Linked DNA regions of Homo sapiens: region 2 is linked to region 1. A link is a loop called in an ENCODE intact Hi-C map of the cell type or tissue named here. Cell type or tissue: CD4-positive, alpha-beta T cell. All regions are shown on one strand.

Region 1 (2,500 bases):
TTTCTATAATAAATAAGTATTCATTTTTCATGACAAAAAGAAATGTCATGTAATAATATGAAGTCAAACATATATCAAATATTGATACTGCAAAAGTTTTCTTTTGTGAACCAGTTGAATCCATAGAAGGACCGCTCTCAGAGCTCAAACACAGTGCTCCAGGGTGCTACCTGCTGCTTAGAATTCTCCATAGGAGAAACGAGAAAAAGAAAAACCAAGCCCAGTTATGCTTCTCTGTGCCAGTTTTTCAAGCCAGCATATATAGAAGTATCTAGAAGATATACAAATGATTAGGAAACAGGAAGTTCAGCCAGCCACATTATTTAGGATCATGTCAAATACATCCCTAAAAATTAAAAAGTAATAATGATTTCCGTATTTCTTATTAATCTTAATTCGTGAGACAAGGCCTTTGTATCAATTCATAATAAATTTAGGAGTATTCGTGAAAAATTTTAAATACAATATATACTTTGACCAGCAACCCCACTTCATGGACACTGACCTACAGAAAGACACATTTGTGTACCAAGTTTCATGGCCAAGAATTGTACAGGAAAACATTGTAAGAACAAAGATTTCCACTAAAGGGGAAATGATTTTAACATTATGAGACATTTATACTATGTAATGCTATCCATCTGCCAAACAGAATGCTATAGACTTCTACATATGGACATGGAATGATCTCCTACACGTATTAACTGTAAGAAAAATAAGCAAATTCAAGAACTATTTCCCAAAGAAACCCCTTTTATGTTTTAATAAATCTATATGTGTGTATAGATTTGTATATTTATATATGTAAATACATAGAAATATTGAAAAGGTCTAGAAAGATACATACCCAGTTATTAACAATGACTATGTCTAGGAAAGGTCGTTTTTAAAACTTTATATTTTCTGAATTGTTTTAATTCCTTCATACACACACATTTCCATTTATAAACTTGAATTCAGTTGAACTCTTGGCAGGGATGGAAGACATGGTGTCCATCTAGCCACAGAGACATAACTGATAGCTCAGACTGGTAGGAGAATCAATTAACGCACTCATTCAACAAACATTTATTGAATATTTACAAGATGCCAAGCCTATGCTAGAAACTGTAGGTGCAAAAATGAAAATAGTAAAACATTGTCTCTGTCTTCAAATTTTCCACGAAGGTATACATACCTCATTAAAAAAATCTGGATTTTCACTTGTTCTTTATCTTATATGTTTTTTATAAAGTTAGTAGAAACAACGGTTTCTTAGTGTTGCAGAAAACGCAGTAATGAATCATTAACAATGAATCATTAACAATGAATCAACAGTGGCTCGAGGAAACATCTTTATGACTTACATCATTAAGATTTGAAGAATTGATTCTGCTCCCACCTCCTAACATATACCCTTCTACCCCTAAGCTCACGGTTGATGCCAAAATCTCTTTATTGTGAGTTACACGGAGACAGGAGCAGCGACGCAAGCTACGTGAAGTCTACTAAATCCACTGTTGCCCTCTCGGTAAACCAGTATGAATGCAGCAACAGGAAGGACCACAAGATGGCAGACTGGAAACGAGTCATGGAGCCTACAGCAGGCGATGAGGTGCTACAGCCAGTGGAATCCCGTAGCCCTGGCATCTGAAGAGAGACTGGGAAGGGCTTTATAGATCTGTTGAACGGAGGGATCAGAGCGAAGAACAATTTTGGCACCACTCTAGTGCTTGCTCACATCTCTTAGTGTTCTATTTAGTTGTTTTTACCATCTAAAAAACAAACCATGTTCATCTCTTCTTCCCACCCCAAATAGATAGTCATACTCATCAAAATCAATCATAGCTTTCTATTTTAGTATGATTGAGTAGCAGAATTTTTAAATTGGACAGGATCTCCCCAAATTTGAGGATGAGGTGCTTCATGCATAGGGAGGAGGCAGAAAGATAGATAGGGACCTGGTGGGACAAAGAAGCACAAGTCCACATTGTCATAAGGAAAGGCTCTTTTCATGATGTATGGGGACTAGGGTTGAGAAATTATTTTCAGGAAGTTGTGTGAGTAAGGCCAAAACTGTAATTTTCCAGACTTTATACCTGTGCATGCAGAGACACATAGGTAAAGATGTTGAGTAATGTGAAAGTGTACATTGGTGCTGCTGTTCTTATTTAAGCAGATAAAGTATCTACATAACCTATGATCCAGCCATTTCATTCCTGGGCATATATCTCAAATAAATCCTCACACAGGCTTGCAAGCATATATGCACAAAGATGACAGTGTGGTTTGTAGTGTCCAGCAACTGGAGGTAACCTGGGTGCTCATAATTGGGAGAGTAGATAAGTAAGTGGTGGCTTACAGATATTTACAGGATCATGCATAAAAGGGCAAATGGCCAAGCAGCACATATTTTGACCTGCCAACACGGTGTTGACCAGGATGGCTCTTGGAGACAGAAGGAGCAGACATCTGGGACCTCCAATATTGTCCTATCATACTCTGAGACAGTGCACAGCAA
Region 2 (2,500 bases), 510 kb after region 1:
GGGGCTGGTGGGAGGTGATTGGATCATGGGGGTGGATTTCTCCCTTGCTGTTCTGAGTGAGTTATCACGAGATCTGGTTGTTTAAAAGTGTGTAGCACTTCCCCCTTTGCTCTCTTCCTCCTGCTCCAGCCATGGAGCAGCCATGCTCTCTTCCCCTTTGCCTTCCACCATGTTTGTAAGTTTCCTGTGGCCTCCCCAGCCATACTTCCTGTACAGCCTGCAGAACCATGAGCCAATTAAACCCGCTTTTTTTGTAAATTACCCAGTCGCAGGTAGTTCTTCATAGCAATGTGAGAACGGACTAATATACCTACCTATGTTTTCACTACATGCCAGGACTTTTCTAAGTACCTTACAAATTTTGACATTTAGTGATCATAACGATCTTATTAGAGATGTGCTATTATTACCATTTCCGTTTTATAGATGAGTAAATTGATATGCAAAGACATTAAGTTACTTGCCCAAGGCACACTGCTAACTAGGAAGTGGCAGAGTTGAGATTTTTAGACACTCGCAGTCTGCCTCCAGAATCCACTCTCTCTTTTTTTTTTTTTTTTTTGAGACGGAGTCTCACTCTGTCGCCCAGACTGGAATGCAGTGGCGCGATCTCGGCTCACTGCAAGCTGCTCCGCCTCCCAGGTTCACGCCATTCCCCTGCCTCAGCCTCCCGAGCAGCTGGGACTACAGGCGCCCGCCACCAAGCCCGGCTAATTTTTTTTGTATTTTTTTTTTAATAGAGACTGGTTTTCACCGTGTTAGCCAGGATGGTCTCAATATCCTAACCTCGTGATCCGCCTGTCTCGGCCTCCCAAAGTGCTGGGATTACAGGTGTGAGCCACCTCACCTGGCCCAGAATCCACTCTCTTAATCACTGTCATGACTTTTGTGTGATTGCAAGTGTTATGTAAATGTATAAAACATTGCATTCTTGCCAAGGTTTATAATAATAAGTTTTACAAAATGAAAGTAATATCTCCTTTATTTTCATTCCACTGTCCTCATTTATTACTCTAAACTGCCCTTCCCATTGTTCTTTTCCATAGTATTTGATTTTGTTCTTTTCGGCTTTTCTTCACCTTTGCAAATAGCAAAAGCTCAGAGGTAGACAATTGGAAATGTGGTCAAAGTTGGGGAAGTTTTTTCTAACCTCAAGCCTAATTCCACTTGCTACAATGATTATTTAGACCTCTCTGGACTGCAACCTAATCATTTATGTGGGTGGGAGCCACAAGCAGGATCAGTATTTAAAAACCTACAAGGTTTTACTGGAGGCCGGGTACTAGCTAGGACAAACTGACCTCTAATTAGCCCTTCTTATACAGTTCCCCCTAAAACAGAAATTGAATGTACTTACTTGAGCATTATAAAGAGTTATTTTTATTTTAGCACTGGTTCTTCCTTGGCCTTCAAATTTGGAAATTCAGCATAGTACAAAAGTGCCATCTACTGTTCACCTTACTATATAGCACTTGGAGTGAACATATTTTGAGCCTGTTTACAGGCAATGGAACTCCCTTGTTGATACACTTCCTCCAAAGTATAGGAGAGCACATGGAAAAGTACAAGATGGGTTTGAATCAATAATGAATTACATTTTTGAAAACTGCATGATTCATTTAAGTTAACATTCAGTCTCCAAGTCCTATCAACTACCTCCTCACCATATATATATATATAATATATATGATGGGCTGCCCAGGCTGGCCTTGAACTCCTGAGTTCAAGTGATCCACCTGCAGCAGCCTCCCAGGTAGCTGGGATTACAAGCATGCTCCTCATCATATATTTTATCTTCCTATCTTTCTGTCTAATGGCTCCTGTCACTCCACAGACCCTGCCTTCTGCCTCCTAGAATATTTTAGTAACCACCAACTTGCTTTCTGACTTCAAAACTTCTCCCCTCCACCTGTCCACCCTGCATTTACCAACAAATAACATAAGATTCACCAGGGTATCTTGCTAAAAGTAAATGTTTTTAGGCCTCACCCCAGAGGTTTTGATTTAGAAGGTCTAGTGTGAATACTAGAAATCTGTTTTCAAACAAGCTTTCTAGGTGATTATAATATGCATCAACATTTGGGAACCACTGGCATATCATGCCATAGATCTTTAAAATGCACTTTAAGTTCACTTTTAAATGCCTCAAACCAAGTCCTATTTTATATCTAACCACTCATCTCCCCTGGGCCAATCCTTAAGCCATTGCAGTTAACCACACACACCCACCCTTTGGAGCCTTTGCTAGAGCGGTTTCTGTACTCATGAATGCCTGTGCTACTCTCTTGCTCCAACTTCTACACAAAGAAACATACCTCAGGACTTGGGAAGATATGTTCATGTAAAATCATCTTTCTCTGAACCTATTCCTCCTTATAAAAATAAAACATTATTTTTCCTTTGGGTCCTGATGGTATGAAACTTAGAGTTCTTTTTAGCACTATTTTATGTTGCTGCCTTTACATCTACATCATGTTTATGTGTCTATCAGCACTTAACT

Evidence for each region. Hi-C counts contacts between places; a loop is a spot of excess contacts. Peaks named below come from ENCODE experiments on the same cell type or tissue, not always from the same donor. Only the 100,000 strongest peaks of a DNase experiment are listed, where the experiment ranks them.
Region 2: a loop joins it to region 1, with 6 times the contacts of the local background. A loop is called at or near these places in 93 of 110 quality-filtered maps.

The regions. Positions count from the first base shown.
Region 1 is chr12:89,018,207-89,020,706 of GRCh38, forward strand. LINC02458 (long intergenic non-protein coding RNA 2458) reads right to left here and starts at 1,486. Exons shown (of 3, transcript NR_038385.1): 1 at 1,347-1,486. In CD4-positive, alpha-beta T cell, CTCF peaks have their summits at 1,540 (motif pointing right) and 1,742; a DNase peak (open chromatin) is centred at 1,545; H3K4me3 peaks cover 346 bases.
Region 2 is chr12:89,528,488-89,530,987 of GRCh38, forward strand. The region is part of intron 1 of POC1B-AS1 (POC1B antisense RNA 1); the gene reads left to right. Among named protein-coding and RNA genes, the nearest start is that of POC1B-GALNT4, 3.5 kb to the left of the region's middle. In CD4-positive, alpha-beta T cell, a CTCF peak has its summit at 1,465 (motif pointing left); a DNase peak (open chromatin) is centred at 1,444.